Regions from separate parts of the Homo sapiens genome. Here region 2 is linked to region 1. A link is a loop called in an ENCODE intact Hi-C map of the cell type or tissue named here. Cell type or tissue: heart right ventricle. All regions are shown on one strand. Links, peaks and the distances in the headings refer to the core of each region. The heading gives the core; the rest is flanking DNA.

Region 1 (17,022 bases), core at 4,582-12,581:
GGTATTTTATACTTAATGTGTTTGTGTGGTACCCTTTAACTATTAGTTTCAGGAAGGATTGAGGGCTTCTTAGGAAAGTTTGCTAACATGCTGCAGGTGACGCTTTTTCCCCACTACTGAGGAATACAAGCATCATGGGCTGTTTTTCAACCAGACAGTTAAAATAATTCTGACATTAATACAAATATGCTAGCCTGTTATGCTGTGTGATACCTCTGTCTTTCTGCCAAGTCGTGAATCCCTTGTGGTTTTAATAGCAAATTGGAAGGTATGATGTGAAGAAGAGAATGAAGCAGGCAGAGGAAACCCTTTATGAATTGACTCAAGACCACACTAGAGCGATTCTGCATGTATTAAGAATTATAGCTACTGGCTGGATGTGGTGGTTCACACCTGTAATCCCAGCACTTTGGGAGGCCAAAGTGGGAGGATCACTTGAATCCAGGAGTTCAAGACCAGCCTGGGCAACATAGTGACACCCTGTCTCTACAAAAAATAAAAATTAGCCAGGTACGGTGGCACGCACCTGTAGTCCCAGATACTTGGGAGGCTAAGGCGGAAGGATTGTTTGAGCCTGGGAGGTTGAGACTGCAGTGAGCTGTGATTACACTACTGCACTCCAGCCTGAGCGACAGAGCAAGACTGTGTCAAAAAAAGAAATACATATATATATATATGTATGGCCACCTAATACTGTCTGCCTTCTCAGCACTTCGCAAGCACTAGCTTGTTTAATACTCAGAATGATCTTGAAAAATTGACAGTGCTATCCCCATTTTACAGGCAATGAGACTGTTGCTCAGAAAGGTTATTAAGCAGCTTGTCCAAGGTCATGCATATGGTAAGCAGCAAAGTCAGCCCTTCAACCAGTCTGCAAGTTCTAGTGCCATACTCATCTGCTTGGCTACGCTGCATAAGCATAAGCTGAACTTAGAAGTTCTGTTTGTGTTTCTGTCTGTAGGTGAGCCCATCAAGTTCTGCACTATGTATATATATATATAATCTTTCTTGGCTCTAGCATGAATTCAGACAGCTGGAGAGCAAGTAAGGACAGTGAAGGAATTTGAACAGAGTCCAGGAGCCTAGCCAGCTACTGTGTCCCAAAATATGTCAAGCTCTATCTAAACAGAGGCAGAGCCAAGAAGTCCAAGGAAACATCAAGGGTCCCAAGTGGGCAGGCAGAGAGCAGCATAAGGGAATCTGGGCTACTTCATCCTGGGGTGGTCAGGAAAGTCTTCAAATAATTATTCTGGGGCTGGTGTGGGCTGGAGTGAGAGGTTCCTGTCTATCAGAAATGGGGGAAGGACTAACAGTAAGTAGTGAGCCAAGTTAACAAGGACCAAAGTGAAGTCTCTGTCACAGATAGAGACTGGAAAGAAAGGGGCTGAGAGAACTTTGACTAAGAAATTGCCCTGGAGCATTCAGGGTCTAGGAAGATACAGCTAAGGAGAATAGTCAAGTGTTGCTAGTCTTATGTCTGATTGGGAGCAGGGCCACAGTCTGAAAAGACAGATCCCTGAATAGGAACACAGAGGAAGGGGGGGTACACAGTCATGTGCCTCTGGCCCATGAAGTGCTCTACATGGTGGCTACAACTCTATTTTAAGTCCCCAGGCAAAAGCTGCTTAAAATGGAGAACCCAGGAATAGAGGCAAGAAGGAGTTTGCCATGTGTGGCTGCAGATAGTATTCTACTATGGACTCCAGAACTGAAATAGTATCAGTGTGAATGCACCTTAGGAGATGTCATAGGCTGTACTATTTTTACCTTCATTCACCTGATAGTTTTCACTCTATCCAAGATTCAAAATGTAGATGAATCAATAGGAAATGGCTAATTCCATAAATTACAATTTGACAATAATAATCTTACATTTTAGTCTATGTTATTGCCTTCAGTAACAAATTACTATTGATAGAAAAGCCTCTTTCAGTAATTTCTGGGTGTTATTTCAGAGAGGAATAGAGTTGATAATTAGGCCGTCTTTCAAGTCCATGCTTGGGGCAGTTTTCTTTCCTGAGTCTTCTGAGAGATTTTCAATGGATAAAATTTTCATGCTTGTGTTCCCTAATTCTTCTCCTTTTCTTTTTCTTTCTCTCACACAGGAGACTTTGAATGTGATTGATCCTGGCTTGATGGACCTAAATGGGATGAGTGAGGATGCCCTGGAATGGGATGAAATGGACATAAGTAACAAGTTAATTAGTTTGAATGAGGAATCAAATGACCTTGATCAAGAACTCCAACCTGTTATCCCTTCCTTGAAGCTTGGAGAGACAAGTAATGAGGACCCTGGTTATGACGAGGAGGCTGATAACCATGGGGGATCTCAGTATGCCTCAAATATTACTGCCCCCTCTAGTCCACACATTTACCAGGTGTACAGCCTCCACAATGTTGAACTCTATGAGGACAACCACATGCCATTTCTGAAAAACAATCCAAAGGTCACTGGCATGACACAGCCTAATGTTTTAACTAAGAGTCTCAGTAAAGACTCTTCATTTTCATCTACCAAATCTTTGCCAGATCTTCTAGGTGGTTCCAATTTGGTAAAGCCCTGCGCATGTCATGGAGGAGACATGAGCCAGAATTCAGGCAGTGAGAGTGGAATTGTCAGTGAAGGAGACACAGAAACCACTACCAACTCTGAAATGTGCTTGCTCAATGCAGTGGATGGGTCCCCAAGTAACCTTGAAACTGAACATCTGGACCCACAAATGGGAGATGCAGTTAACGTGTTAAAGCAAAAATTTACAGATGAGGGGGAAAGCATTAAGCTTCCAAATAGCTCTCAGTCGTCCATTTCACCAGTGGGTTGTGTAAATGGAAAAGTTGGAGATTTAAACAGTATTACCAAACATACCCCTGACTGTTTGGGAGAAGAATTACAAGGAAAACATGATGTGTTTACATTTTATGATTACTCATACCTCCAAGGCTCAAAACTCAAATTACCAATGATAATGAAACAGTCACAAAGCGAAAAAGCGCATGTGGAGGATCCCCTGCTTCGTGGTTTTTATTTTGATAAAAAATCATGCAAATCTAAACATCAGACTACAGAGTTACAACCAGATGTACCTCCCCATGAAAGGATTTTGGCAAGTGCATCTCATGAAATGGATCGCATTTCATATAAAAGTGGCAATATAGAAAAGACATTCACTGGCATGCAGAATGCCAAACAGCTCTCCCTTTTATCTCATAGTTCATCTATTGAGTCCCTTTCTCCAGGGGGTGATTTATTTGGATTGGGCATCTTTAAAAATGGCAGTGACAGCCTCCAGCGAAGCACTTCTTTAGAAAGTTGGTTGACTTCCTATAAAAGCAATGAAGATCTCTTTAGCTGTCACAGCTCTGGGGATATAAGCGTGAGCAGTGGCTCAGTTGGTGAACTAAGTAAAAGAACATTAGATCTCCTGAATCGTTTGGAGAATATCCAGAGCCCCTCAGAGCAAAAGATAAAACGAAGTGTTTCTGATATCACTCTTCAAAGCAGTTCCCAAAAGATGTCCTTTACTGGCCAGATGTCATTGGACATAGCATCTTCTATCAATGAAGACTCAGCGGCATCTCTAACAGAACTTAGCAGCAGTGACGAGCTCTCTCTTTGCTCAGAGGATATTGTGTTACACAAGAACAAGATCCCGGAATCGAATGCATCGTTCAGGAAGCGTCTGACTCGTTCAGTGGCTGATGAAAGCGATGTCAATGTCAGCATGATTGTTAATGTCTCTTGCACCTCTGCTTGCACTGATGATGAAGATGACAGCGACCTGCTCTCCAGCTCTACCCTTACCTTGACTGAAGAAGAGCTGTGCATCAAAGATGAGGATGACGACTCCAGTATTGCAACAGATGATGAAATTTATGAAGACTGCACCTTGATGTCAGGGCTAGACTACATAAAGAATGAATTACAGACCTGGATTAGGCCAAAATTGTCTTTGACAAGAGATAAGAAAAGGTGCAATGTCAGTGATGAGATGAAGGGCAGTAAAGATATAAGTAGCAGTGAGATGACCAATCCCTCTGATACTCTGAATATTGAGACCCTTCTAAATGGCTCTGTAAAACGTGTCTCTGAAAATAATGGAAATGGTAAGAATTCATCTCATACCCATGAGTTAGGGACAAAGCGTGAAAATAAGAAAACTATTTTCAAAGTTAATAAAGATCCATATGTGGCTGACATGGAAAATGGCAATATTGAAGGTATTCCAGAAAGGCAAAAGGGAAAACCGAATGTGACTTCAAAGGTATCAGAAAATCTTGGTTCACATGGGAAAGAGATTTCAGAGAGTGAGCATTGTAAGTGTAAAGCACTTATGGATAGTTTAGATGATTCAAATACTGCTGGCAAGGAATTTGTTTCCCAAGATGTTAGACATCTTCCAAAGAAATGTCCAAATCACCACCATTTTGAAAATCAAAGCACTGCCTCTACTCCCACTGAGAAGTCTTTCTCAGAACTGGCTTTAGAAACCAGGTTTAACAACAGACAAGACTCTGATGCACTGAAATCATCTGATGATGCACCGAGTATGGCTGGAAAATCTGCTGGTTGTTGCCTAGCACTTGAACAAAACGGAACAGAGGAAAATGCTTCTATCAGCAACATTTCCTGTTGCAACTGTGAGCCAGATGTTTTCCATCAAAAAGATGCCGAAGATTGTTCAGTACACAACTTTGTTAAGGAAATCATTGACATGGCTTCGACAGCCCTAAAAAGTAAATCTCAACCTGAAAACGAGGTGGCTGCTCCTACTTCATTAACTCAAATCAAGGAGAAAGTGTTGGAGCATTCTCACCGGCCCATCCAGCTGAGAAAAGGGGACTTTTATTCGTACTTATCTCTCTCATCTCATGACAGTGATTGTGGGGAGGTCACCAATTACATAGAAGAGAAAAGCAGCACTCCATTGCCACTAGACACCACTGACTCGGGCTTAGATGACAAGGAAGATATTGAATGCTTTTTTGAGGCCTGTGTTGAGGGTGACTCTGATGGAGAGGAGCCTTGTTTCTCTAGTGCTCCTCCAAATGAATCTGCAGTTCCCAGCGAAGCTGCAATGCCACTACAAGCAACAGCATGTTCTTCTGAGTTCAGTGATAGTTCTCTTTCAGCTGATGATGCAGATACAGTGGCTCTTTCAAGTCCTTCCTCTCAGGAAAGAGCTGAGGTTGGAAAGGAAGTGAATGGTTTGCCCCAAACTTCCAGTGGCTGTGCAGAAAACTTAGAGTTTACTCCTTCAAAGCTTGACAGTGAAAAGGAAAGTTCCGGAAAACCAGGTGAATCTGGAATGCCAGAAGAACATAATGCTGCTTCAGCCAAATCTAAAGTTCAAGACCTCTCCTTGAAGGCAAATCAGCCAACAGACAAGGCCGCATTGCATCCCAGCCCCAAAACTTTAACCTGTGAAGAAAATCTTCTAAACCTTCATGAAAAACGACATAGAAATATGCATAGGTAGAATGTACCCCCTCCCCAAGCATGAAAATCATCTCACTGAAAGGTACGTATAGTCCTCATGCCGTATATGTATTTAAAATATTGAGTTCAGGTCAGCAAAACCATGGCAGGAGAAAAGGCTAGTCAGAATGACCAGTTACGGCAGACAGTTATCTGAATAAGACATTTAGGTAGAAGAAATGCTCTCAACAATGAAAGTAACTGTGAAGCAAAAGAAAAAAAAAACAGGGAAAATTGACATTCTTAGTGACATTATCTTTATTACATAATTCTGGCAAGAATACAAAATTTGAGGAAGTAGTTGAACAATTTAAGGCCTCAAATTCTTCCATTGAGGGAGAATAAAAAGCTTATCCAAATCGCAATTATACTCCATGATCAAAATGCATGCATAGTAACAATGCTCTCCACTTCAGTTTCCTGCACAGAGAGCTGTCCGTTCTCTTCAGTGCCTGCAGATGAACAATGATTAGGCTAAAGGCCACATCTCCTGATTTGGCCCTTCCTTTTATGCTTCTGTCTAATGTAACTATCGTCACATTTGCTTCCCCAGTGGAAGACTGTGCTGTCACAACTCCTAATCACGGCCATGTCTAAGGATTCAAACAGGAGGGGAAAGTTGATGTTAAAGAAGAGGCTCTTATTTATCCACATACAGATTGAGAACAGGCTCAGAAAGCAAATGCAGAGAGAATACATGACAAGTTAATGGCGTTTTGATAAAAACAGAATTTTTGAATTTTGCCTGAAGGTGACAGGCTGATTTCCATCAAATTTTTTAAGAAAGTCATTCCACTCTTCACATTTAATAAGACAGCTATTGATCGATAATTCCAAGATGATGATATGTCTCTAAAAGTGACACAAAGATTCTGTTATTTCCCATTTCTAAGCCCCAGTGATGAATATGCTTTCTCAATCAAGTTTAAAGAAAATTTGAGCTTTCAAATGTGAGAGTCATATTTCACCCAAGTATGAGATGCCTAATGCCACCTCCACCCCCCACTCCAGAAGCTTAATGCCGTCACCTAAACTCGTGCTATAGGAAATGAATTACAGAAGCAATCTACCCTAATTTGTTAACTTATTCAAATAACAGTTATTATACTTAACTATGCTAAAGATTATCTTTTTTGTGGCAGATTGTTTATTTTTTGATGAGCCTAATTACTGATTTTCTAAAAGTAATTTACATTTATTACAAATACATCTTTTAAAATGTGACAGATAAATGTTGTTCCCATAATGTATTATGAAAAAAGTTACTATTTAAAAACACATTATTTAATTTGAAAGATGAATGGCAAACATCATTATTTTTTTTTCCTGCAACACCTGTGCCCTAAGCTTATTAAAATGTGTGATTCTGTGTAGAGCTGCTAGAAATGGGGACTAAGGGGGGGCATCTATACCATATATACCCTAAAAATAAACTCAGTATGCAAAATTGAAGAAAGGCATCCCACTTACTAATATAGCTCAACTAATTTTCTGTGTTTCAGACTCTATTTACAATTGGCTGCAAGTGAGAACAAAAGTAGGAGAGAGAGAAATGTATTTTCTGTGAAACATGTCCACCCTATAATCACATTCTCCATCAGTATGCAGTAAAACTGACCATTAAGGGAGAGTAACTGCAATTCCATAAGCTGCTTCAAAACAAGTCCTATTAGAACCGATTGTACTGCTGGCTCTGCCAACCTCCGCAGAAGGGCTGGTAGAGCCTGGCTGATTTTGTTTTCTGAAAGGGGATAAAGGCTTGAAAGCAACACCACTCTGAGCATGACATCATGTGACTGTGACCCTCAAGTCACCAGTCATGCTGAGATCTGGAGCTCCAGAAGCTCTGGCACTGGAGAAGCCTTTGCGAAGCACTCTCCCTTTTTTGATCCTCTGGGAATTTCTTCTCTCTCTTACATAGACGTAGAATTGAAATGAAATGTAAATGATGAGCAGCTCCATCTTTAGACTTGGAGGAAGTGAATGTGCTGGTGGATCTGTGTAACCCTCACATTTTACAAGCAGGGACAATGTCAAACTAGCAGCCAGCCCGTCTGCCAGTCAGCAGTATTTTTTGTTAAGCCCCGGTGATGCCTGGCCTTATCTCGGGCAAAGGGAGAAACAGCCAGATTTTACTTCTGCAGAACTCACATCGCCCCCAAGTGACTTGTTATAGGCCTAGAGCCATTTAAATAGCCATATTTACTGGTCCTATTCAGGATTTTTTTCAGTATCATGTGGACAAAACATCTGGATGCCTGAAATTTTTACCAGACGTTAGCATTGGATAACTGGGTATAAATAGTCACATATTGTTAAAATACTATCAACCAGGACAAATTATTTAATCTCAAAATGTTGACATGCCTTCAGTATTTAATGTCAAGAATACATAGTAAAAATTGTTTGATAAATATGAGGTTTCATGTCTACAAGAGCTTAATTGTTGTCATTGTTCTTACTACAAGTTCAGAAAAAGAAAAAGAAAAAGCTGTGCTTTTTAAAGACATTTGAAAACCATCAGTGGTGATGCTCTTTTTATCAGGACAGTAAAATTCACCAAATTCCATTTGCTTGGTTTTTTTTTTTTTCCAGAACTAAGTTTTCAGATGATGAAATGATTATAATGCCACCCAGAAGAGATATAACTTAGAATAGCAGATAGAGTCTGCAACAGTAACAAAAATGTTTTCCAGATTTTCAAATGTTTTTTATTTACTGTGTTCTAATTAAAAACCCACTGAAACTGCTTGAGAAGTTTTAACATGATCTAACAGTATGCATTTGCACTGATTTCCAGGCATACTGCTGTGCTTTTCACTATTTTCATTTTTGTGTCATGTTTCTATAAAAATAGAGGGGTCAGTTACAGCAAATCACATCAAAGGAAAGGTAACTGGATAGATCCAGATCTTTCTGCCTAATTTGGAGGAAGCACATAATGTATGTCTGGAGTGCCTCCTAGGACCTGCCTCAGAGATGTACTTTGCGCTAATCTTTTTGCTGTATTCTGACAGTTATTTCTTCATAATCCTCATCATAAGCCTCTGATCTTTGATGAATGGTTTAACCCTAAACTTCAGGCTGGATAAATCCCGTGGTATAAAAATTTAACTCATCATATGCGGCCAGTGTGTGCTTTTTCTTTTCCTTTTGGTCTGCTCTAGTGATTTGGGGTTTTGTTTTACTATGTGTATGTGTATGAGTGTGGTGTTTTGGGGGGTGGGTTGAGGAGCTGTATTTACTTACAGTGCATATATTTCCTTTAGAACTTTTTAGCTTTATTGCCTTTTCTACTTTATTGGTCTGTAAATGTGATAGTTGGTGGCCAGTAGATTTTAGATTTTAGGCAATTACTTGTATTTGTGCATGCTCAAGTACGCACATAAAGAGTTTTAAATGCTGCTGCTCAGATTTTACAAACTGAGAAAGCTGTAAGAGCAAACATTTCTCATGCACACAGCACAATTCCCATTCTGTTAATTGGATTGACATTAGGTGCTTAATATTTTCCAAAGCTGGTCAACTAGGTTTAAGAAACTACCTTTGGTGATTGTGTATGAATTTTGCACTAGACAATACAGGTATAATCTTATCAAACTTACCTTTAAAATCACTTTAATAAACCAATGTTTTGCTGGATGTGAAGTGTCTTTAAATTATCTGGCACTTCTGAATAACTAGCCCTGCTATGCTAAATGACAAGGATGTTACTGGGCATCACCTATCATCTATCTCTCTCTCTCTCTCTCTCTCTCACACACACACACACACACACACACACACACACACACACACACTCTCACACCCCAGATCTGTGCCTCAGCCAATTGGCCTGCCCATTTCCAAGTGGGCCAAGTTGAAAGAATTGATTACCTAGAGAGAATTTAAATGCCAGCATTTAGTAAGACCAGATTTGCCTCACCTAGGGAATCCCTATTCTGTGGCCAGATTTCAAATGAGTCATGTCCTCAGCATTTGAACAATGCACTGGGCTTTCTTGTGTTACTGCATTATTTTACTATACCAAATTTCATCCCATCTGTTTCTGTCTGTCTCCCCCAGTTCTTTATCTAATTTTTCTTCTTTCTCCAACTCCCCATGGCTCCAGCCAAACCACTTTTTGTTAAGGTTTTTCTGGCTCTTAAGTTGAAAGATTGTAGAAAAACAGAGAGCAAGACAAAGAGCATATTCGTTCTTGAAGGACAGTAAAACAACCTGATATGAGAAATCAGAACTCAGTTTAAGCCCAGACAAGCAAAAGCCTGCTTTCTTTGAGAGCTGGTCAGGGGGACTTACAATAGTTGCATCCTGCATTGCCTAAACTTGGTATTTAGGTGTTCCTCACATTTGACCAGTTGCTTTTAGCCATTTAGAAACAGGCAGAATGGATCAAGTTTGGAAGAAATTTATATCATAGCCATGAGATGTACAAATATAATTGAATCCATCTCGTTTCCACAATGCTGTATGTACCTTAAATGAAATGCATTACTATTTGAGCTAGAAGCCCCAGTTGTATCTTTTTATAGGCTGAAACACTTAGGATAATCACAATGTTGTGAATATTTCACCACTATACAATAGTGGAATTGTTCGATATCATGCATAAAATCACTGCAGGAAGGGTTAAGCCTGAGAGCCTATCAGCTCCCAGTCTGTGGAATCATTGTACATTGTAAATATTTTGCCGCATCACTTGGCATCAGTGGCCTCACATTTTCATATTGGTTTGAAGCTATTTTGATGTTCCAAACTGAGTGCACAGGCAAAAGAGTGGATGACATCCAGAGAAAAGGTCAAACTTGATGATTTTTCTTGTTTTCTTTGAAACCACGTCTTTTTAAAAAAAAAAAAAAATCAATGTATTTTTCACATCTACGCTGAGACTTTTTTTGTCAGTAATGTGAAGCTTGGGCTATTAAAATTATTTATATTTTATGTATCTTTATATTTCAGAACATTAGCAAGTAGTCCCACAATTGCAGCCTTCAATGGTTCCTCAAAGGGCTTGGTTTTGCTAATGAAAAATACATTTCTGAAACCTTTTCTTGTCACTTTTTTGTTTCTTGTAGATACGCCTGGCTGCAACTCAGGGGTGGCCTCATCCTCCCGCCCTGGGCTGGCCTCTGGTTCCATCACGTTTGTCACTGCCGTTTATTACATTGACTTCTCCCAAGATGAATCTTCCTTCCAAATGTGTTTTCTCCACACAAGCCTTGTGATCTGAATGTGTGCGCTGGTTCTCTTTAGGTGATCGTCTTTGAAGTTCAGCAAAGCTGCTTGTTCTCCCATGGATTCCTGTCCCAAGCTACCTCTACCAACCCTCTCTCTCCAGCTAGACTTTTCTCTTTGCCTCCTCCCTTCCCTTCCACTCTTTAAAGTTCTGCAGTTCACCAACTGGTAGTCCATTAAATTCTCCTGTCTAGAATGACCCCCCCACCAGTACTTGACCAATTTCATGTATCAATCTGGATTTTTTTTTAACGGTATAATGACTGTGTTTATTGAAAGAGTTTTACCTAAAAAGCCAACATTTGAATTGGTTGCAGCATAGAGAAGAAACACTGGTCCTTCTTTCAAAATTAAGCAACTATTAAAAGCGCCATTTTATTTATTTCATTTAAAAAATAATCTATGCAGCATTTCAAGAAACAACCATATGGTGTTGTATATTATAAACTGGTGACATTCTACTATTGAATTATGTACAACATTTTCATTTTTTATGCTTCTTGAGGTGGTAATGAGAAAAAAGTTTTTTAAAAAAGTGTGCCTTGCTGTATTTCTTATACCATTTATTAAAAAGCTGCTTTCACGGTAAAATTATGTTGGTTTGAAAGGAGGAAATAGCAAGGTTAAGATGTGTGAATAATTTCTGTATATATGTATAACCAAGTACAAACATTGATGTATAATGACAGTATAAAATGCTTTCATGTTTGTGATGTCTAGTGATGTGGAAAATATAAGCCTTAAATCCATTAGATTGCATGGTAATTAAAATTGGCATAATAAACACAGATTATTGGGGGAAAAGGAAAATTAGTGATCTCTTCTACTATGTTCTTTACCAAATTGTTGCATCTGGTTCTGAAAAAGTATAGCATGTAGCAGCTTCCAAACATATTCATATTGCTTAAGAGGCTTAACATTACCTAAACTAGAGACTAGACGTAAAGCCTTCAGTTTTCAAAATCTTTCTGGTCACTATAAAGATCTTGGAACAGCAAATGATTAAATGTCAGTTCCCCTAAACCAATAAACATTTATACTAGATTTTTTATTTCCACTTATCATTAATGATTTAATGTTGGATTTCAGGTACCTTGTATGTCTTAATTTATTTTAAATATTTATTTTGAATGAGTTTGATAGAAAGCTAGTAGAAAAGTACAGAAAATTTGACTATTATTTATAGATTTCAGGTATATTTATATGTGTAAAAGAAATTGACAAAGAAATATTTCATCTGGCCTTTACTGACTCCTGTTAAATGCAGTTTTAAATTTATATCGTAACACCTACTTAAGTGCCTGACACAGTAGGTATTCAATAAAAATTTACTGAATTAAAGGATTAAATTAGGTGACATGGTGACATCTATCCCTTTATTTTGACACTAAAACATGGACACAACTAGAAAGAGGTACAATGCAATATAAAGTCACAATAGATAATATATATCAAATTTCTAAAAGGTAAAGAATGTTGTGGGTTCATGCAGTCACAGGAATGACAATCATTCAACAGATAGTTCAGAAACACTTTTTATCTGCAAGGCACTATTCTAGATCCAGAAGATGCAATGTTGAACAAACAGACAAAGCCCTGCCCTCAGAAGGCTGTCCTGCATTAGGAACAAGTGAACACGCAAATGACATGAAGTATTTGTTGCAGAGCTGAGGAACAGAGCAAATGTAGTGATAGAAGCGCAATGAGAGAAGCAGCAGTGGGTACAAGGAGGAAGAAAAAGGGCTTGCAGAGAGTGGAAAGTTAGTGGAATATTCATGAAACTTCATTGCAGGGGTAATAGAAGAAAAAGTAAATTGGGAGGACTTAATGGAAGGTCTTTTAAAAAGTTAACTTGGAGCTTCTGTATGTAAAATGCTAGGTAATAAGGACACTTTGTACAGGCTGTTTTGCACCTGATTTTATTTATCATTAGTGCCACGCCAAGATCATTTAGACGATGCTTATCTGTAATTCTACCACTTTAATAACTATTTGTATTTTTATGCCCCTTCTGATCTTTTCCATATGTATTTCTAAATGGATAAATTATTCTAGGCTTCTTAATAGGTAGTAATTTGTTCAAAAGCGGTTTTAGCCAGACATCTAGTTGCAGTGTTCAAGAGGATTATGGGGGAAAGAGATTAGAGATAATTGTCTAGTTAGGGGGCAGCTGGAGAAAATAAGCTAAGTTTGCAATAACAGAGTACACAAGTATAGTGGCCCAGGATGTAGTGAAAGAACAAATCCTAGAGTCTTTGAAATTTCTAAGGGCATTCTAGACCTCTGTTGGGATATGGTATTATTTTACATACTGACACAACCTAAATTTTCTTTGGGTAGTAACTAATGTCAAGTCTACATCGACTGGTAAAACATTCAAAGAACAAACTGACAATGATGTTCTACCTACTTGTTACATGCTCATGGAAGACCGTGCAGTATTGAAAGTATTTGTTAATTATCTGCTTAGTATTAACACTAAATTTGTAGAATGACTTTCAGGTTTGTTGAACAATGCCTTTTCAGGTTGGAAGAAGAAAAATAGCCTCAATCTCCCACCCCATGTAGGCACTACCTCCCCAATTACCCTTAGAAAATGATCACACCAACTCTGCCTACACACTTCCAGTGATAGTGGCTCATTGTCTGTTAAGGCAAACTGTTCCACTGTTGGGCATATCTCTTTGTTAGAAAGTTCTTTCTTAGGTTGCTAAAATCTGCCTAGTACCCCGCTACCCTGTTCTGTCTTATGGAGCAGCCCAGATTATCTTTACTCCCTCTTTCTCATGGCAACCCTGAAGATAATCAAGGCCAGTTACTCATCATCTCCCAACCACTGTTTCCTCAACTGCCCTTCATATGTCATGGTTTTCAGATCCATTCCAACCTGACTGAATGTTAACAGACAGAATTCTTCACATTAAGGAACTGTCTTCATCATCATACATGTAGAAAAGAATCTGAACATTTAAGTGCGAAGTTTTCTCTAGAAATATATTCAAGATATGTTTATTCTATTATTGTAAATTTCAAACAATAAATAAATAAGAATCCATGACTTCCTTCAGTGGCCCAGTCCAGTGCCTAAGTCATCTGGAATCTTCTCCTTACATCGAATACAAACCTAACCTGTTTCCAAGTAGGGCACTCCCTCCGCTTATTTATTCATTTATTCAGCCATTCAGCAAACATTTATTAAATGGCTACCTATGTGAGGCACTATATTTGGCATTAGGTATATAAAGGCAACTAACACATGGTATCTGTCTCCAAAGGTTTACAGCTTTTCTTCTGAAAGTGCCTTTTGTGTCCTTGAATAGAGTGATTATGACTTTTGTCTCAATTAAATGATGACCTCATTTAGTTTCTGATGAAGTTTCTCTACATTTAAGAAAATCTAGTGAGCAAAACGGTATACAAAAAATCATCTGGATCTGACTACCAGAAAAAGTAAAGTGGTTTTAATTACAGAAAGAAAAATATTTGTTAGATTTCTGGTCACTGAATAAATATGCATCTTATACAACACAGAACAACCTAAATTTAGGGCTTCTGGAAACCTGAGTTTGATGACTTTGTTGTGTTTGGTTCATCCGGACTAGGTTTCACCCATTCTATAATTCCTAGAAACAAACTAGATGAAAATATCAATGAAATGATCCAGGTCTGTCTTACAAGTCAATTTGCTTTAGCTTCCAAAAGAAGTTGAAATTTTTTAGAATTTTAAAGAAAAACTCACTTTTCAAGTGTCATATAATTCTTATATTTTAAATATAAATCGAACCAACTAAATTTACCGCTATATTTTTTTCTACATATTCTTTTTTCAATTTTCATTTTGAAAAAATTCAGACCTATGTAAAAGTTGAGAGTAGAACAAAGATACTTGGTACTCATCCCTCAGGTTCATTTATTGTTAATATTTCACCATATTTACTTCATCTCTGTATACACACACACTTTTTTGTATGATTAAATCATTTGAAATTAAATTGTAGAGTATGATACTTCATCTGCAAATACTTCAGCATGTGTTAGCTGAGAACATGGGTATTCTTCTGCAAGTCTACAATACCATCTTCATACTCAAGAAATGTAACATTGGCTGGTCATGGTGGCTCACGCCTGTAATCCCAGCACTTTGGGAGGCCAAGGCGTGTGGATCACCTAAGGTCAGGAGTTCGAGATCAGCCTGGCCAACATGGTGAAACCCCGTCTCTACTAAAAATACAAAAATTAGCCAGGCGTGGTAGCTGTAATCCCAGCTACTTGGGAGGCTGAGGCAGGAGAATTGCTTGAAGCCAGGAGGCAGAGGTTGCAGTGAGCCGAGATTGCACCACTGCACTCCAGCCTGGGCAAGAAGAGTGAAATTTTGTCTCAAAAAAAAAAATGTAATATTAATACAATAATACCTGATAGTTTATATTCAAGTTTCTCTAACTACCCAAATTATGTCCTCTTATAGTTGTTTTTGTTTTAATACAGTATTCAAACAAAGATCACACACTGCTTTTAGTTTCCAAGTCTTTTTTTTTTTTTTTTTTTTTAAATCTTGCATAGTTTCCCTGTGCTTTTACTCTATTTTTCTTTGGGCTTTTATAACATCGACAGTTCTGAAAAGTCCAGGCCAGTTTTGCAGAATGATCCACAATCTTGATGGGTCTAGTTGTTTTCTCATTGTTAAACTCAGGGTAAACTTTTTTTTGTCAAGTAAATACATAGGTGACTTTGCATTCACAGCCACTCTTTAATGAAGATTGATTGAATAACTGACATTCCTGATATGTTTTAAAGTTCACAGCTTACTCTTTCAGCCCATGCTTCATCCATCTAAGGCAAGGGTCAGCAAACTGTGGCACGTGGGCCAAATTCAGCTCGTTGCCTGTTCTGGTTTGACCCATTTGAACAATTGACGAGCTTCAAACAATTTTTACATTTTTTAGTAGTTAAACAAAAGAATACTTCATGACATGTGAAAATCATATGAAATTTAAATTTTGGTGTCCATGTATAAAGTTTTATTAGAACACATCCACGCACATTTGTTTCCATAGTCTACGGATGCTTTGACACTATACAAAGTTACGTACTTGCAACAAAAGCCATATGGCCTGCAAAACCTAAAACATTTACTATCTGGATCATTACAGAAAGTTTTCTGATCCCTGGTCTATGATATTCTAAATTCCGACACATTTTCTTAGGATAGATTTCCATTTGCAAATTCAGTGTAAGACATAAACACCGGCAATAGTTGTGTTTTTTTTTTCTTTTTACTTCCTAGATTTTATTGCATTCTCAACTTGTTTCATATTACCTTAAAAAATAAAGTGCACTTAAAGATTGTTTCACATCCACAGTTTGTTTAAGGATTTAAATTTAGTTCACTATTACTGCCTGGCTTTGATTGATTTAGAGGGTTAGTCAATTACAGACTAAATAATTAGTTCAATCAAAACCATCAGAAAAATTGACACAAACTCACTTCCATGCACCAGTAAACTGGAATCCTTTCTTTAAATGTTTTTCTAAAGCAATCCGAGGAATTAAATTCAGGCCATTTCACAGTCAGTTTTTTTCAAATTCATTTTTCAACTCAAAGGCAAAACCATGATCAAAATATTGTATATAGTACACCTTCAGTTCCCAACTGCTGAATTTACCAAGGAATTAAGTATTCACCACAAACCCTGGTGTGGCCATAGGTGGACACTCTAATTAAAAAGAAGATGTTCAAAAAGAATAGTCCTTCTTTTCTTTCTTAAATTCACCTTTGATAGCACTGCCACACTTCTGGGAAGGGAACGTTCAAGGAAACCGTATAGCCACTTCTTTTTTAAAAGCAGCCACATACCTTCTATATAACAATGGCCCTTTAGTTTGAGAGTTGCCACATATTTGCATTTCCAGAGTAAAATAATAGGATGACATGGGCAGGTCAGGCCCACAATAGTATGGTTTCTTTGGCAAAGGCATTTTGGCCAATGCCGTAAGACCATTCTGGCCCTTGATTAATGGGTTCTCACCAAAGCAGAAATTACGCAGAGCTTATTTGTCCTTGCATTTTGAAGTAAATCATTGCCTGCATAAAGCAACTCTTTTGTCTCTTTTCCATTGCAACACACAGGAGTTGGAATGTGTTCATACGTGTAAGACTGTCTTAGTCTGCCCAGACTGCTTGGACTGTGTTGTTTATAAACAACAGAATTTACTGCTCAAAGTTCTGGAGACTGGGAAGTTCAAGATCAAGATGCTAGCAGATTCAGTGTCTGAGGAGGGCTCACTTTCTGTTTCATTGATGCACCTTACTG
Region 2 (17,022 bases), core at 5,018-13,017, 120 kb before region 1:
TAGTCATGGGCTGCATAACAAGATTTTTGGCCTTTGAAGGACTACATATGCAATGGTTATCCCATAAGATTATAATACTATATTTTTACTATACCTTTTCTATATTTATGTACACAAATACTTACCATTGTGTTACGGTTGCCTACAGTATTCAGTATAGTAACATGCTGTACAGGTTTGTAGCCTAGGAGCAATAGGCTCTACCGTATAGCCAAGATGTGTAATAGTCTCTACCATCTACTCTATCATCTAGGTTTATCTAAGTACACTCTAGGATGTTCACACAGTGACAAAATCATGAAACACTGCTTGAATGGAGACCAGAAAGTGAGGTGGGGAGAAAGGGAGAGATTATAGCAGGGATATACATTTCTCAGAACATACCCCGTTGTTAAGCAACATGATTTGTACATGATTTATAAAGGGTTAAAAATAACTCTTCCAGCTTAAAAATACTACTAAATAAGTATCCAATTCAACTGAGATCTTTGTACTTTCAGAGAATTTATACTAAAGATTTTGTACTTAATTTTGTAGGTTAGTTACTCATATGGCTTCATTCATATAAGTCCAAACATGTCCTCTGTGTAAAAGGAAAAGGACCATTCATTTATATAATACAATGGCTACTAAACAGATCAATTACATTTTTACCCTGCTATGAATTTGGGGTTATTTATAAGAATCAACATGAAAATAATATAAATATTTTAAAAACATAAATACAAATCAGACTGGAGAAAATATACATAGACTAGAAGTTGCATCTGTAAGAAGAGTTAATATGCCTGTATATAAACTGCAAAGCCCTACACAGTTACTAAAACATGATCCCAATGTTATATTTTGAGTTTCCTGGTAGTGAAAGCAAAGAGGGAAATGTGTCCAGTTGCAAAATGTATACTTTCTATAAGAAAAAGAGATAATACTTCCTTTGAAGAAATTTTGTTTTGATACTTAGATGTGAAAACATTTTCTTTTAGGATTTTTTTAAAATACAAGGGCTTAGAATGGTATGGTAAATAAATTTCTAACCATAATAATTATTAAATATAAATACGTGTGGAATAGAATTAGAAATTCTGAGGAATAGGAAATATAGAGTACAAGAAGAAGTATGGAACATAGTTGACTTGCTATTTTATAACTATTGATATCAAAATGATGTCATAGATATGAACTAATCTCAGAAAACAGATTAATCACACTATTCCTGTATTTCATAAATTCACACATTTCAGCTTTCTGGAATAGCTCTCTTTTATTTTGTTCTGGACCAAATTGATCTAACTAATTTCCGATGTGATTTGATATTCTTATGACTAAACTTGAGCCCCTAAAAGTGTAATGTTAGGTTGGTTCATGGTCCAGGTCACAGTAGCTAAACTTGAAATAGAAGACAATTCATTAACTTTTTAAAAAAAAATTCACATGGTGGTGTACAGAATAGAAGGACGAGTCAAAAAATTAAATTCTGTTAATTAGGCCTTATATTGGAATTTCAGTGTTGAATGTTACATCTCTACCCTGATGTTCAAAATGAAACAAATTACAGTTATTGAAGCAGTCAAGGTAAAAATGTTCTAGATATATCAGGCACAAGAATTTAATGGTAATTTTTTACCTCTTTTCCTGGTAGATTAATTGTATAGCTTAATAGTATGTTAGATTAAAACTCCATTAAGATAAGAAGAATATGCTTAAATTCATTATAATATTTCAAATAACATTATCTAGTCATTTAAAAAGTGATCAGAATGGAAAGATCTAGACTGTCTCCACTGCTTATCTAGAAATGAATTTGTTGTTTCATTTTTATTAAAGTTTGAAAAGTCCTTAGATTAACTGTCATATTAATTTGAGCTTTGATGAATCAGTGTTTGCTATGAATACTTGAATATATTTTTTTTCCTTTTTTTTTTCTTTTTTTGAGAGAGGGCAAAACTTATCCTGAAAATGTTTAGGGGAAGAAAAAGTAGATGAATGTGGTTTCTCAACAATGTTTGAAACACTGTTCATGCTGGAGCCTGTAATTCCTATTTGAATCACTTCTTTAAAAAGAAAAAAAAAAAGATGTTAAGAGAATAGGATGCCAAGAAATAGTTGGCTGTGTGTGTGGAGGGGCAAGGAAGGGAAGCCCCGCCAGCAGTTTTTGTCTCTAGCGGGTGAGCTACTGTCCGGAAGGTGCGTTGGCTCTCTGGGCTGGCCTCTGAGGCATTGTGCTGCTCCCTCTCTCCCTGGCCTGGCTGGCTCTGGCCTAGAGTGGATCAAACGAGCCGTGGGGAAAGTTCCCCTCATTTGCATCACTTCTAGACAGCCCTGTCGTACTCTTTGCTGACAGGAAATCACTGTCTTTGTCACCTTTTCTCAGGGCCCTCCTTTTGGCAGAGATGGGCCATGTGACCACGCTTAATCACAACAGGGCTGGCTCAGGACTCAATGACATGTTTTCCTCAGCACTTCAATAAATGGGGTACAGGAGTCAGTAGGAAATGAGTACATTAATTTTAGAGTGAAAAGATAATTAACACTTGAAGGACTAATGCTACAACCTATGGAATTATTATTCAAATTGAAGTTAATTTATCAAAAACTTGTGAAAACTATCTGCCCTAATGCAACTGTTTAAAAAAATAAAACTTGAATAGTAAGAGTTGGGCATGTTGGAGGCAGAGTGGGAAGAAGGCGGGGAGAGGGGGGCTTGGATGGAGAGTGGAGAGTGAGGGGAGAGAAAGGGAGAGAGGGAAATCATAGCAGGCATTAGCTATGTTTGAAAAAGCAACTTAAATGGGCTAAAACTTCAACATTTGGGACTGAAGGCTGGAGCACGTAAAACGCTTACTTAGATGATATGAATAGGACACTGGCAAACAAAAGCAGCAGTGTGCTCCTAGAAAACTGTGCTTAAAGGAGTTTCCTTGGCAACAGAAATGCAGTTCCAAAAGTAGACAGAACTTTCCTCAGAAAACATACTATTAATAACAACCTTCCGGAACAACTTGGAACAATTTGACGACTTGGCAATAATAATGCCAAGTGTTCTGCAAATTAATCTAACACATAACAGTTATGTTTCTCTTGCCTGTAATTCTGCTGGACCCTACCTAGAACTCATGCTTTTAGCAGCACAAATGTGAAAAATATTTCTAAATGCTGTCACGGAAAAAGAAAACCAAAAGAAATGCTAGTGGCCAACAGTGGCCAATGATTGTATTCAGCCTTTTGGAATCTACTAAGAACTCTGAGTTCAATGAGATAAGTTTATTCCAATAAATGCTCCTATATTTACTATCTCATTTCAGTAAAGAGGCTTCCACAGACAAAACTTGGTAAAGGGTTAACAGTCTGAGACTTGCTGTGATGTGAAGCACATCTGAGGCCGTTGGTTATGTAAATGTAATGCTCACTAAATATGTGCTGAGTGTTATTTTTTAAAGTATCATCATTTCTTGTTAGCCTAGAGAATAAACTAATCTTGGATGTACTTGGCCAACGGGAATCATTTGAATTCTCCTGAAGGCTATCCGTTTGCCAGCCAAGAGAGGTAGAGTATTCCCCTCCTCTGACCTTTCTTGAATCCTTGGATCTAAAGGTTAAAAGTAATCAATATCTCATTGTGCTGCTTGGTTTCAGGGTAATAAGTAATAACCATCATGTTAAAATCCAAATGATTACAGATAGCACTTAAATTAGTTGACCTGTTTGGGAGATTTTATTACTTCCAATCAGGATAATAATTAGAGTTTGCTAATAAAATTTTGGATTAAGTTGCAAAAAATTTCAGCCTTTAATTTTTTGAAAAATGACTTTTACTTAATTAGATGGGAATGCGTAGTATTCCCTCTTTTGTTAAGCTGATAGCTTTTGCTTTAGCCCCAGATATTTGTAGATTTCTTTCTAGTTTCTAGAAAAGAAAGTAGAGGAACATTTAAATTTCTGATAAGAAAAGGTTTTTGGATCACTGCCATCTTTGGCTCCTGAACTACTCAAAACTATGTATATGTTTCAGGTTAGTGACTTCATAGCAGTGACCCTCACCTACTTTTTAGTATGTCCTGTTTTTAAATTACTTATCTTTAGTGGTTATATTCATATTGGGGCTAATCTGGTTTGAGGCTGGCAAAAAATTATATGATGTATGATTAAACTTTACAGACAGCTATGGTATGAATGGGGTTATTTATTTTGTTTAAAAAAAGAGTATCAAAATTTAAAGATGAAAACCAAATATTATCATTGACAAAGAGGTATTAATATAAAAAAGATAAATGATAGGCTTAATGTTCCATGTAATTACATCAGGAAGGCATTGGTTATCATAATTATAACCACAAGGAAATGTATAAGGTACATATGCTATTTGGTCTAAATAATTTGTCTTTTATCATCGTTCTAGTTTTTATAGTTTATTAGAACTTCTTGAATGTATTCCTAAAGCAGGAATGTGGGGCTAAAAGGTACCTAGGTAACGTTTCAGTTATTTCAAAAGAAGTCCTGGTACCTGTTCAGAATAGATGGTAAGGCGCAAGGGAAAAGTTTTCCCATAGTGCTTTCACATTAAACTCATTAACTTCCTTTATGTCCGTATCTCATAACATTGTCTAACTTTGGAAAGAAGCACATTTGTGGTTGTCCTAGGGATATCAATTTGGAGTATTAGGGAATTCTCCAACCCAGCTAGCTGCATTACCAACTGACCATACTGCCTTTAATCCCATTCTTAAGATTCATTTCTTTGGGGTAAAGAAGAATGCACTCTACTGAATGCAGATATTCTGTGGGGAAGGCGCAGGAGAATGATATTGAATTAAATATCAATTTTAATATCTAGCTAAAATAGAAAGGCATTGGGAAGGGAAGAGAGTGGGTAGAGAGAAGAAATCCAGAAAAGGGAACAAAAACAGATGTTATCTTCTTCAACATTTGATAAAAAGAGAAGTGTGTTTATGTGTATGTATATGTGAGTGTGTTTTTCTGGTATTGAGATGGGTGTAGGATAGAGGGAGAAAGAAACTTATCAAATAGTAAGATTTTACTAATAAATTTGATTGTGTCAGTGCCCCATTCACATTATCTTATTTAATGCTCACAGGGATCTTGATTATTTTCCTTAATTCATAGACCCTGAGCCAAAAACATAAAGAGGTTAGGAAGCTAGCCTAAAAAGGCACAGAACTTGTCCCTTAGTCAGGCTAGGCTAGGGTATGCCAAGATAACAAATATGCCCCAAATCTCAGAGGCTTAAAGCTGCAAAGATTTATTTCTCATGCATACTACATGTCCATCACATGTTGGCTATTGGCTCTGCTTGGCATTGTCCTCACTCTTAGACTTAGGCTAATGGCACAGCCACCGTCTTAAATATTCCCTTACTATGGTAGAGAGAAAAGGGAGCTCTAGCGGGTCTCACTCTGGCCATTAAGCCTTCTACCTGGAAGAAACACATGTCAGTTCCACTCAAAATTTTTTGGCCAGAACTAATTGCATGGCCACAACCAACTTCAAAGTAGATGGGGGAAATGCAGCCCTACCATGTGCCTGAAATGCAGAAAGCTAGAAATATTTGTGGAGCTGTGCTAATAACTACCACAAGAACTAAGTAAGTTGGGATTTGAACCCAATCTGGGTGGCTCCAATGCTCATGGTCTTTTGCTCGCCTGCTCATTGTTGCCCCATATCATCTTCTCTACAACAGGTAGATTCTTGCAAGAACGTTATTTCCTCCCTCTGTATGAACTTTTTGTGCTAAGATAGAAGAAAGAAATGTTAGAAGGTATATCTGCAAAGAAAAGATGATAGACTTGGGTTGGCTCTTTAGCTAATCATCAGGCTGTTCTGTGAAAGCCCCCAAATGTTCTTAAGCACCTCAATACCCTGGGCAAGTATTGCCATGCTGAGCCTCACTGGGGCCTCCTGCATTTTGTTAGATTCAGGAAAGCTAAGGATGAAAACATTTATGCTTTTTGGGAGATGCACTAAAGGCAGCATTGCCCTCAGATGATTCAACCTCCTGGATCCCGTTATGCCAAAGGAAGTTACTAAAGGAGGGTCCCCATGGAGAGATGCTCTATAGGAATATCATTTGCAGAAAAACCATTTTGCAGTCCTGTTGAGGAAGCAGTTTCAGTTCTCAGAAACAAGAGCCTTCCTAAGCATATTTTTAATAATGTGGGCTTTTGTGAAACTCATACATTCTTAAACTAAGCACTTCTGTGACACTCTATCCCTAATGAGGCACACTGGGGTAAGCAAAGAAGGAAGGAGTGGTCTTCCTGCTGAACCTTGATTCATTTACATAAGACACAAAACACACAAACACACTACACACACATGCAAGCTAGGAAAGAAACAACCAGGCTAATGCTCTTATGGCCTTTGGGTTGATTTCAATTTCACTTCTAAAGTTTCTCAAACCACAGAGCTCTAGCCTTTCTCCAGAAGGATAGCTATACCCTACTGAAACTCATCTAAACTTACTATTTCAGCTGCTTTCCTAAGTAGTTGATTCCATATGCTTATAGACATTTACATAAAGAAAATGTGTGAATTTTAATATCCCCCTTGTCATCTCATTTTAGCCTTAAAAACTGGGAAGTCTGTGGAGGAAGTACACACACATAAAATGTGTTTATTCACATACATTTATGTGTGTATACATATATACACGTATACAAAGTATTAACTTATTTAATTTAAAAAAATCTTTCACCAAGATTGAATTTGAATGAAACCAGATTCCTTGAATCAGATATGCTATAGTCCCAAGACATTTAAATCATGCATATATAAATAACTGTACAAAATTCCTTCATATATGCCAAGTTTCAGTCTGGAGCACATTTCCATGTTACAAATCTTGGCATACTGGATTTTACAACCTTCATTACAACAGTATTATCCCTTTTAGTACTCAAAAGTGCCTCCCTGTGAAAGTTCTTCTTGGGGATTATTCAGCTGTGAATACTTGTTTATTAGTTAAATGCATATTTTAAAATAATGATCATAAATATGGACTTAGTAGGCCAAATTTGAGAATGATTGATTATATTTTTTGTTAGACTTCACACTCCACGTGGAGGATTCGTGTTATTTATTGATTATTTATTAATGTATCTCCAGTGCCAAGCACAGTGCCTGGCACATAATAGAAACTCAATAAATATATGTTGAAACACATATTTTCAACAAGGCTTATTCAATAGTTAATTAAACTCTATTAATCAGAACTATGCTATCAATTCATTACTTTTTCAACAAAACAGTCTATTTTTATGCTGTGATAATTGAATGTAAAACTTTATGTTCTTTTATATATAAAACAAAAATTTCTCTCCTGGCAAAACCAAAGTGCAGTAAAGACAGTTCCTAATACCAAGAGTACTCAGGCTTGGCCAGGTTGATATCAGGGAGAAAGAGAAAGTAGTAGGGAAAGAATAAGGCAGAGAGGAAGGGAAGGACAAAGACACCCATGTCTGAGACATAAATGGTACAGAAATCCACAACTAATCACCATAATTCTATGGCTAGTCTCCAGCCTCTCAAACCATAGTATTCTCTGGTGTATTCTTGAATATTTAGATACATACGGGTATGATTATTTATACATGTGAAGGTAACATGTGCTGTGCAAATGTGAAACCTAAAAATCAGACAATAGATGTAGGTGAATATCAACAGTAATTAGAAATGGTAGGTATAGAAGCACAATTTGTACTTGTACCATAGTTGGCAGGAGAGTTTATTGACATATTCATTGCAGAAAATTAGATACGACTTCAGATGAGTGTGTGCTTCCGAAAATGTCGTCAGTAAGGGAGTGAGGAAAACAAGAAGGGACTTAGACTTGGGCTGGCTCTTTAGTCCAAGTTTATGATGAGAGGGAGAGACATGTGCACATGTGAGAGAAAGAGAGAGAGAGAGAATGAGCAAGAGAGAGAAAGAGAGAGAGTAAAAGAGTGACTTATCTTCCCAAAGCCGTAGCTAGCTAATTCAGAATATGGAAATTTAAAAATTAAATGTCACTGCTCTAATACCAGGAGAGGGCTGAAACACTTTTGAAACTTTCTCCCACATTTTCATTTTTAAAAAGTATTATACTATTCATAATTTTAAGAAATAATCATATATGGCCATTAGTCATTTTTTTTTACTTAGTGATTAATTGTGAACTTTAATGATTTTAAACAATTAAGAAAATGTTACAAGATGCATCATTTCAAATTAGCATCTGACAGATTTGTAATCACTTCACTTCTTGGCCCTCTTTGTGTCCACCTTGACATCCTTTTGGGTTTACTGTTTTCCCACTGAACTTTGTCCTTCCTCCTTAGCTTTCCTCAGCTGACATGCTGCAGTTTGAAAATATGCATGATAAACATTCCTGTCTGTATGATTTTTCCCTCCTCTTCCTCACTCTCATCTGCCTGGTGGTACTAAAGACCCATTCTGTGAAGTAATGTCTTATAAACCAGGAGCCAAAATCCTCATGTTAACTTAAGTATAAATGAGTCTCTAGGGTTAAGCTAATTGAAATATTTTCTGTAACTTGGAAATACCGCAAAAGAATTCAAATTTGGCTAGCATCTTATAATCCAAGTTTTGATGATAGTTTCACTAGGCTCCATCCGTCCAAGTTTGGGTTAGAAAAAGAAATAAAGTATGGAAACACTGTCAGAAGCCTTTTCTGTTTACAAAAAGATCCAGGGATACCATGAGTAATGCCAGAAATCTCATGTGACAGCCAGCTCTTGTGGGAGTTTTGAGCTCACCAAGTTCAGGAAATAGTTCCAGAAAGCTGATTGGAGCATTGGAGCACAACGATTTTTTTTTTTAATCTGAAGTGAATAATTGTGTTCCCCGTCTGCTGTCCACACTGCTGCTCAGAACTATACCCTGGTGGGGTGGACATCTCCCCAGTGCTAGGTAATATTTGGCACTCAGTAAATACTTTCTGATTTGAATCACCTACTTAATGATTCTTCTCCTGAATATTCCAAAGTTGATCTCTAAGAGATTTTGTACAGTTATTTAGTTCCATGGAAAGTGAGAATTTCAGTGGTGTTCCAGGACTGCAAGTACCTTGAAAAGACCTTCATTTCATTCCTTCTCTTTCAAGGATTGTTTTTATCCATTCCATATAGGAGAGAATTTGTCCTCCATTAAAGATCTTTCCAGAGGGAATTCCACAGCCTTCCATTAAAATGTTTAACTCTCCCTTTCCTGAAAGTCTTCTTATTTCTAGTGTAAATCCTCTCTGTTGGTGGTATTAATTGTCAAATCAGCCAGAATCCATGCTCTGTAACTAGCTCTTCTGTTTTCTGTATAGTCACATTTCTCAAGCTTTTGCAGTTTCAAGTTAGAAAATTTTTTGGTGCTCAAAACTGGTTGGTGAAAAAAATTTTTTTAAGTCATTTATTTCAGTTTTGTCTACACTCCATCTAACTGAAACCACTTCCATCCTCTTTTGTAGCAGAAAATATGCTAATATTGAAAGACTGCTGGTAAATCCATATATCTGAGAGGCTTTAACAAGCTCCATGGATTTCTCCATCAGGTTTTTCAACTATCTCTTATTAACAGTTAATAAAATAGTTCATGGATGGTTTGGAAGACGACTGTAGCTTTTCTGAGATGGTATGACTTACAGTATATGCCTTTAAAAAAATTTAAAAAGAAAAAGAACATGACATAAAAAATGGACCCAAAAAAAAAAAAAAACCTCTTCCATTTAGGGACAGAGCTACTTCTTCTCCCAGTGGATGCGTAATATATTATTTATGTCGGAGTGAGCATTGTGTTTTTGGCTCACATTCCATTTGGAGCATACACAATATGACAGTTTCCTTGGCTTATTGTTGTATATGTGGCTATCTATTTTTAATACATTGCTTTTGTCTCTTTTTCATGCTTGCTTACATCTGTTGTTATGAAAACTGACATAAAGTTTTTAAACATAAAAGAAGTGATGGAGAAAAAGATGTTAAGAGACACACAACATTTCAAGGGAACATGAGGTGGAGAAACAGGAGCAGAGTCACTACTGAGGGAAACCGAAAGCAGCCTCTGCAAGATAAATGGGAGGGAGGTTGAGAACAAGGGTGCGCAATCACAGACGAAAAAAAACAGCCATGGCGCTACACAAAGCGTTTCTAATGAATGAGGCTTAGTGCCTTTTCCTCCAGATCATTGAAACATTTTAGGCTTCCGTTGTTAAACGTAGGAAGTAGGGATAATAACACCTACCTTGAAAGATTGTTGTTAGGATTCTATGAAGTAATGTATATAGGGGCTTCACCTGGTCCTTGGTAAATAGTATGTGCTCAAAAGATAAAACAGAATCGGGGCTGACAACTATGACCTGCAGGTCACATGCAGCCTACCACTCATTTTTAAAAGAAAGTTTTGTTGGAACACTGCCAGGCACATTCATTTATGAAATATCTATATCTGCTTTTACGCAATGGTAGAGTTGAGTAGCATGAACAGTGACCATGTGGCCAGCATGCCTAAACTATTTACTATCTGCCTCCTTACAGAAAATGTTCGCTAATCCCTGGTATAAATAATAACTATTATGGCAACGCTTTAGGAATATCCATTATTGTACAGACTTGAATGGTTTCCCAATTCAATTTTCTATCTGCTATATTGCAGTAATATCTGTTGATTATGATCCTCTTGCCCCAGGTTCTAATTTTCCTTTTGTAACAACCCAAACTCTGTTTTGCTTGCTTTTCAGTGTAACATTAAATGATTAATTGGTTCATGTCACCACCAGGTGGCCTCCTATACTCTGTTGTGCTTCTGGTAACCAAAGAAAATCAGAAAGTGGATCCTATACATTTCTTTCAACTGTGGTTGTCACTGTGCTCACAGGCACTTCTCTGGCGGCTTGACTGCTCTGAAATTGTTCATTGAACCCTACACTTCATGTTTGGCCTTGAAACATAAATAGATTCACACGGACCTTTTTATAAAATGAATTAATGCTTTTAAATGCATACACACACACATACACCAAAATGGATTTTTAATAAAGAAGCTTGGTTGTCACTAATAGCTTCGCCATGATTCAGTCCCACTCTCATAGGTATACAGAGTTAACTGATCTTGAAGCTTCCTCAGGAAAAGACAAAGGCCAAAGAGGCTCAGATCTCTATATGTTAATTTCCCTTGAAGGGAATGGATGGACCTCATCTCAGTGCCCCAGTTTATGTTATTTTATTCTATAGATCCCCCTTTGAGCTTTCTTTGATCTTATTTTTAAGCTTCACTAAAGACCAGTGTTAGCAAAGGAAGATTGAGAAGCCATGTGATAAAGCCCTGGAGAAGGAGGCCAGATTCCCCTCGGGCAATTATTCTTATCCTCTCAGGCCTCATTTTCTTCATCTGTAAAGTGAGGGGGGTGGACTCAGTGTCTCTCAGGTCCATTCCAACTTCAGTATTTTCTCTTTGGTGAAAAAAATCAAAGATTACTTCAATTAGTAATTGACTTTGCCTATAAGCAATTGGACAAAATCAGAATTTTAAGACTTAATTTCACAGGCTAAAAGAACAAACTCATGGGTAAATATAATACAGGCATACCTAAGAGATATTGCAAGTTCAGGTCCATACCACCATAATAAGGCAAATATCATAATAAAGCAAGTCACGTGAATCTTTTGGTTTCGCAGTGCATATAAAAGTTGCGTTTACACTATACTGTAGGCTGTTAAGTGTGCAATAGCATTATGTCTAAAAATGTACTTAATTTAAAAAAATTTTATTGCAAAAAGATCCTAAAGATCATCTGAGCCTTCAGCAAGTCATAATCTTTTTGCTGGTGAAGGTCTTGCCTCAGTGTTGATGGCTACCGACTAATCTGGGTGGTGGTTGCTGAAAGTTGGGGTGGCTGCGGCAATTTCTTAAAATAAGGCAATGAAGTTTGCCACATTAATTGGCTCTTTCACAAAGGATTTCTCTGTACCATACAATGCCGTTTGATAGCATTTTACCCACAGTAGAACTTCTTTCAAAATTGGAGTTAATCCTCTCAAACCCTGCCGCTGCTTTATCAACTAAGCTTATGTAATATTCTAAATCCTTTGCTGTCATTTCAACAGTGTTCACAGCATTCTCAACAGCAGTAAATTCCATCTCAAGAAACTACTATCTTTGCTTATTCTTCAGAAGGAACACATCATTTGTTCAAGTTTTATCTTGCGATTGCAGCAACTCTGTCACATCTTCAGGCTCTACCTCCAATTCTAGTTCTCTTGCTATTTCCACCACATCTGCTATTACTTCCTCCACTGAAGTGTTGAACCCCTCAGTCATCCATAAGGGTTGGAATCAACTTCTTCCAAACTCCTGTTAATGTTGATATTTTGATCTCCTCCTATGAATTTCAAATGTTGTTAATGGCATCTAGAATGGTGAAGCCTTTTCAGAAGGTTTTCAATGGACTTTGTCCAGATCCATCAGAGGAATCACTATCTATGGCAGCTATAGCCGTACAAAATGTATTTCTTAAATAAGACAACTTGAAAGTCAAGATTACACCTTGATCCATGGGCCACAGAATGAATGTTGTGTTAATAGGCATGAAAACAGTAGTAATCTCCTTGTACATCTCCATCAGAGCTCTTGGGTGACCCAGTGCATTGTCAACGAGCAGTAATATTTTGAAAGGAATCTTTTATTCTGAGCCATAGGTCCCCACAATGGGCTTAAAATATATAGTAAACTGTGCTGTAAACAGATAAACTGTCATCCAGGCTTTGTTGTTCCACTGATAGAGCACAGGCAGAGTAGAGTTAGCATAATTCTTAAGGGCCCTAGGATTTTCAGGATAGGAAATGAGCACTGGCTTCAACTCAACGTCATCAACAGCTTTAGCCTCTCACAAGAGGGTCAGCCGTTCCTTTGAAGCTTTGAAGCTAGGCATTGACTTCTCCTCTCTAGCCATGAAAGTCCTAGATGGCATTTTTTTTTTTCCAATAGAGGGCTGTTTTGTCTACACTGAAAAATCTGTTATTTCGTGTGGCCACCTTTATCAATGATCTTAGCTAGATCTTCTGGAGAACTTGCTGCAGCTTCTCCATCAGCACTTGCTGCTTCACCTTGCACTTTTATGTTATGGAGATGGTGTCTTTCCTTAAACCTCATGAACCAACCTCTGTTAGTGTCCAACATTTCTTCTGCAGCTTCCTCACCTCTCTTAGCCTTCATAGAATTAAAATGAGTTAGGGCCTTCCTCTGAATTAGGTTTGGCTTGAGGGAATGTTGTGGCTGGTTTGATCTTCTATCTAGACCACTAAAACTTTTTCCCTATCAGCAATAAGGCTGTTTTACTTTCTTTTCATTTATGTGCTCACTGGAGTAGCACTTTTAATCTCCTTCAAGAACTTTTCTTTTGCATTCACAACTTGGCTAACTGGCACAAGAGGCCTCGTTTTCAGACTATCTCAGCTTTTTACCTGAATTGCTCACAAAGCTTAGCTATTTCTAGCTTTTCATTTAGAGTGACTCTTTCTTTCACTTGAGTACTTAGAGGCCATTGTAGGATTATTACTTGGCCGCATTTCAATATTGTTGTGTCTCAAGGAATAGGAAGGTCTGAGGAACAGAGAGAACTGCTGGTGGGTGGAGCAATGAGAACATACACAGCACTTACGGATTAAGTTCACAGTCTTATATGGGTGTGGTTTGTGGTGCCTCAAAACAATTACAATAGTAACATCAAAGATCACTGGTCACAGATCATCATAACAGATAAAATAATAATGAAAAATTTGAAATATTGACCAAATTACTAAAATGTAACGCAGAGATACAAAATGAGCACATGCTATGGAAAAATTGTGCCAATAGCCTTGCTTGACACAGGGTTGTCACAAACCTTCCATTTGTAAACATTGTAGTATCTGTAAGGCATAATAAAACCAAGTATGCCTGTATTTTTTTTAAAGTACCATAAAAAGTGTATAATTTCTAAATACTACACTGCTTTTGGTTCATTTCAGACCATAAAAACATAAATATATATTTTATGAAACTTCTTAGACACTTTCCTTTTCCTTTTACTTTTTTTCAGTGGCAGATAACTTCCATTGGATTCTCTGCAGTGTCTTTTGCTGCCTGTAATGGAAATTCAGCTTTCTCTTTGACGTCTTATTTTCCACACATTTTAATTTTTCTACCTTCTTCTTTAGGCAGAATTACCAAATGCCCCTCAGTTTTTTTCACAGCATGGAACAGATATATTCACTTACATTTCCATTGAAACTAAGTCATTTCATAATATATGAGCAACCTTTTCTTACCTTCTGCTTGTATTGTGGTACACACATTGGTAGTTTATACAGTATTTGAATTGTCACATTGGATGTCATGGCAAATATGACTAAAGACATTTAGCTGTCTATGAGGAAAGGACCTGAATAGTCCCTAAGGCATTTTGGTAAAGAACAGACTCACGTTTGAATTCGAAGTCTACACCCTGGGAGACCTAGTGACAGGCAATCACTCTAATTTCAAATTCCCTACTGGGGAGGCTTCTCTGGAGAGCTATATGGTCGAAGGCAGATTCATATTTGCTTGAGGAAAAAATGATTACAAATTTTTCTACCTTGCAAACTGTACTAATTGGCGTCAAATTCAACTAACAATTTATGAAGTTTGCATCACTTTCTGTGTGTTTAAGCACAAAGACATTTTTCACCTGAATTCTCTTATTTTATCACATATATTTTGAAAATTACATATGTCCATCTAATACATATATCAGGAATTAATGGTCTAATTATTTTACTTTTACTTAAAAGGAATAAGGAATGATGTTATCTCATTTTAGTGACTGTGAGGATGAGACAATAAGAATTCATTAGGATACTATGGTGTGCTGTGGAGAACCAAATAAAGGGAGGTTATCCTTTTCCTTAAGTAATTTATAATCTACTTAGAAAAGCAAAACGAAAAAACATGAAATAATAGCAAAGATAGCAAATTTATGTGGTATGAAAAATAAGTGCTAGTCTTCTTAGAAAGTCCTCATGGAATAAATGATATTTGAACTGAACCTTACTGGATAGAATTTAAATAACTGGAATAGAGATAGATGCATTGCAAAATAATGCATTTTAGGGGGAAAAAAACCTCAGATCTAGGAAATAGCTTGGCATGTTCCTAGGATTTTACCAAAAACAGGAAGACAAACTGGAGAAGAGGAAAATCAGTGACAAACCATATAGCTTTTATCCCATGTGTTCAGTGAAAGTCAATAAAAGGAAAGATTTTTTTTTAAAATTCTAGTGAATTCCTAGATTCAATGTTTCATATAGTGAAGAGAAGTTATATATACAAATAAGGAATTAGTGGCATAAAAGAGATGAGAAAAGTTATGCCAGAGATCATATTTTCTTAGCATGCAACTCTGCATGCTAAGAAAATTTTGAACAAACATTTGTATATGGTCTTTACTATGTAACAGAAATTGTTCTAGGATCTTTGCAGATACTGGCTTATCCAATCCTCACAGCAACCTAATGAAGTATTAACAGTATTCTCAAATGAGCAACTAAGGCACAGGGAAGCACACAGCTAGTAAGCAATGCAAGCAAAGTTTAAATATGGGCAGTCTGATTCCAGGCATATATTTAATTTTTTTAATTTTCTTAATCAATAGCCTTTTATCTCATTGATTTACAAATTAAAATGTTTGGCATGGTTTCTGTCACCATGTTTATGTTTAATCACTCATGAGCGATTAAATGGTTACATATGTATAGGTTTTAAGAAGTAGTATTAATAGGTAATATCAACAAGCTCCCTCCTCCCTTCATTAAGAGTCAAGAAAAATAGTAAAACTTTGTCACTGTATATATATATGCACTGTATGTATTACGTACTATATCCTATTAGGCTGGTGCAAAAGTAATTGGGATTTTGCCATTGCTTTTAATGGCAAAAACCACAATTACATTTAGTATATACTATAGTATACACTATGTATTTAGTATATGCTATAGTATACACTATGTATTTAGTATATACTACATATATACTATATACTATGTACTCTCTCTAAATATGTATATATTCCTGTCTTTTAGAAAATACATAATATATATAATTATATATTATCTACATTATATAATGTATATTAATTATATATTATATGGTATACATTATCTATCTATCTATCTATCTATCTATCTATCTATCTGTATTTACCTTTCTAATGACTTCACCCTGATGTGTGATTTCTTTTACTCTCTAATATGGCCAATCTCTAATAACAATAGTTACAATACATTATTTCTAAGACAGAAAATAAAAACCATGGGAAATTTGCAGTCTTGCTTTCACATCGGTAGCAAACCAAAAAATCTTATTACAAAACTCATCTGTGTTAAAATCAAAGACTTCTTATTAATGGTGTATTTTATATCGGGATCTAAAATTTCTTACAAGTATGATCTATTTACCTCTTAAAATACCTGTGTTAGACAAGTGGCAAAGATAGCTTTGTCCCTGTTTTGCAGATGGGATGACCATGGAAATATGAAATGACCTTCCCTGGAGCAGGTGGATCAGGTGGATCAGGTGGCAAGCCACCAAGAGAACAAAGGCAGAAGTAACAGTTGCAGGATTGATGGTGCCCAGTGAAGGTGCTTAGGGAAAATTCTCAAAAATCACATGTTTTGGTACTCACATCTTCTTGAAAAGTTATCCCTTGTTGTGGCTATAAGCTGTGCTAAATGGCCACATCCTTGTACTTCTGCTTCTTTTGGTTCTAATATCCTCTTAATGAATTTTTTTCAGCCTTTATGCAAAATGTTTAAGTCATCAACATCATATTCTGTCATCTGTTTATTTCAGGGAAGCCATTCACTAAGACCTTTTCTCCAGCTGTAATTTGCTTCCTTTTCTGCAATGCTGTTTATTTTTATGTAGTTTTTAGGATTTATTCCCTGTAGACTAGGAATTGTTTTTCCTATCTGGTGAAACCTTTGTAACTTCCCCTATTTACTTATTAAC

Evidence for each region. Peaks named below come from ENCODE experiments on the same cell type or tissue, not always from the same donor. Only the 100,000 strongest peaks of a DNase experiment are listed, where the experiment ranks them.
Region 2: a loop joins it to region 1, with 3 times the contacts of the local background. A loop is called at or near these places in 20 of 110 quality-filtered maps.

The regions. Positions count from the first base shown.
Region 1 is chr14:32,819,297-32,836,318 of GRCh38, forward strand. It overlaps AKAP6 (A-kinase anchoring protein 6), which reads left to right. Exons shown (of 14, transcript NM_004274.5): 13 at 2,106-5,519; 14 at 10,552-17,022. The coding sequence ends at 5,477. Among named protein-coding and RNA genes, the nearest start is that of NPAS3, 110 kb to the right of the region's middle. In heart right ventricle, for the core only: a CTCF peak has its summit at 7,644; no DNase peak of the experiment used is centred there; H3K27ac peaks cover 902 bases.
Region 2 is chr14:32,700,496-32,717,517 of GRCh38, forward strand. The region is part of intron 9 of AKAP6 (A-kinase anchoring protein 6); the gene reads left to right. Among named protein-coding and RNA genes, the nearest start is that of NPAS3, 230 kb to the right of the region's middle. In heart right ventricle, for the core only: a CTCF peak has its summit at 10,773; a DNase peak (open chromatin) is centred at 8,786; H3K27ac peaks cover 2,983 bases.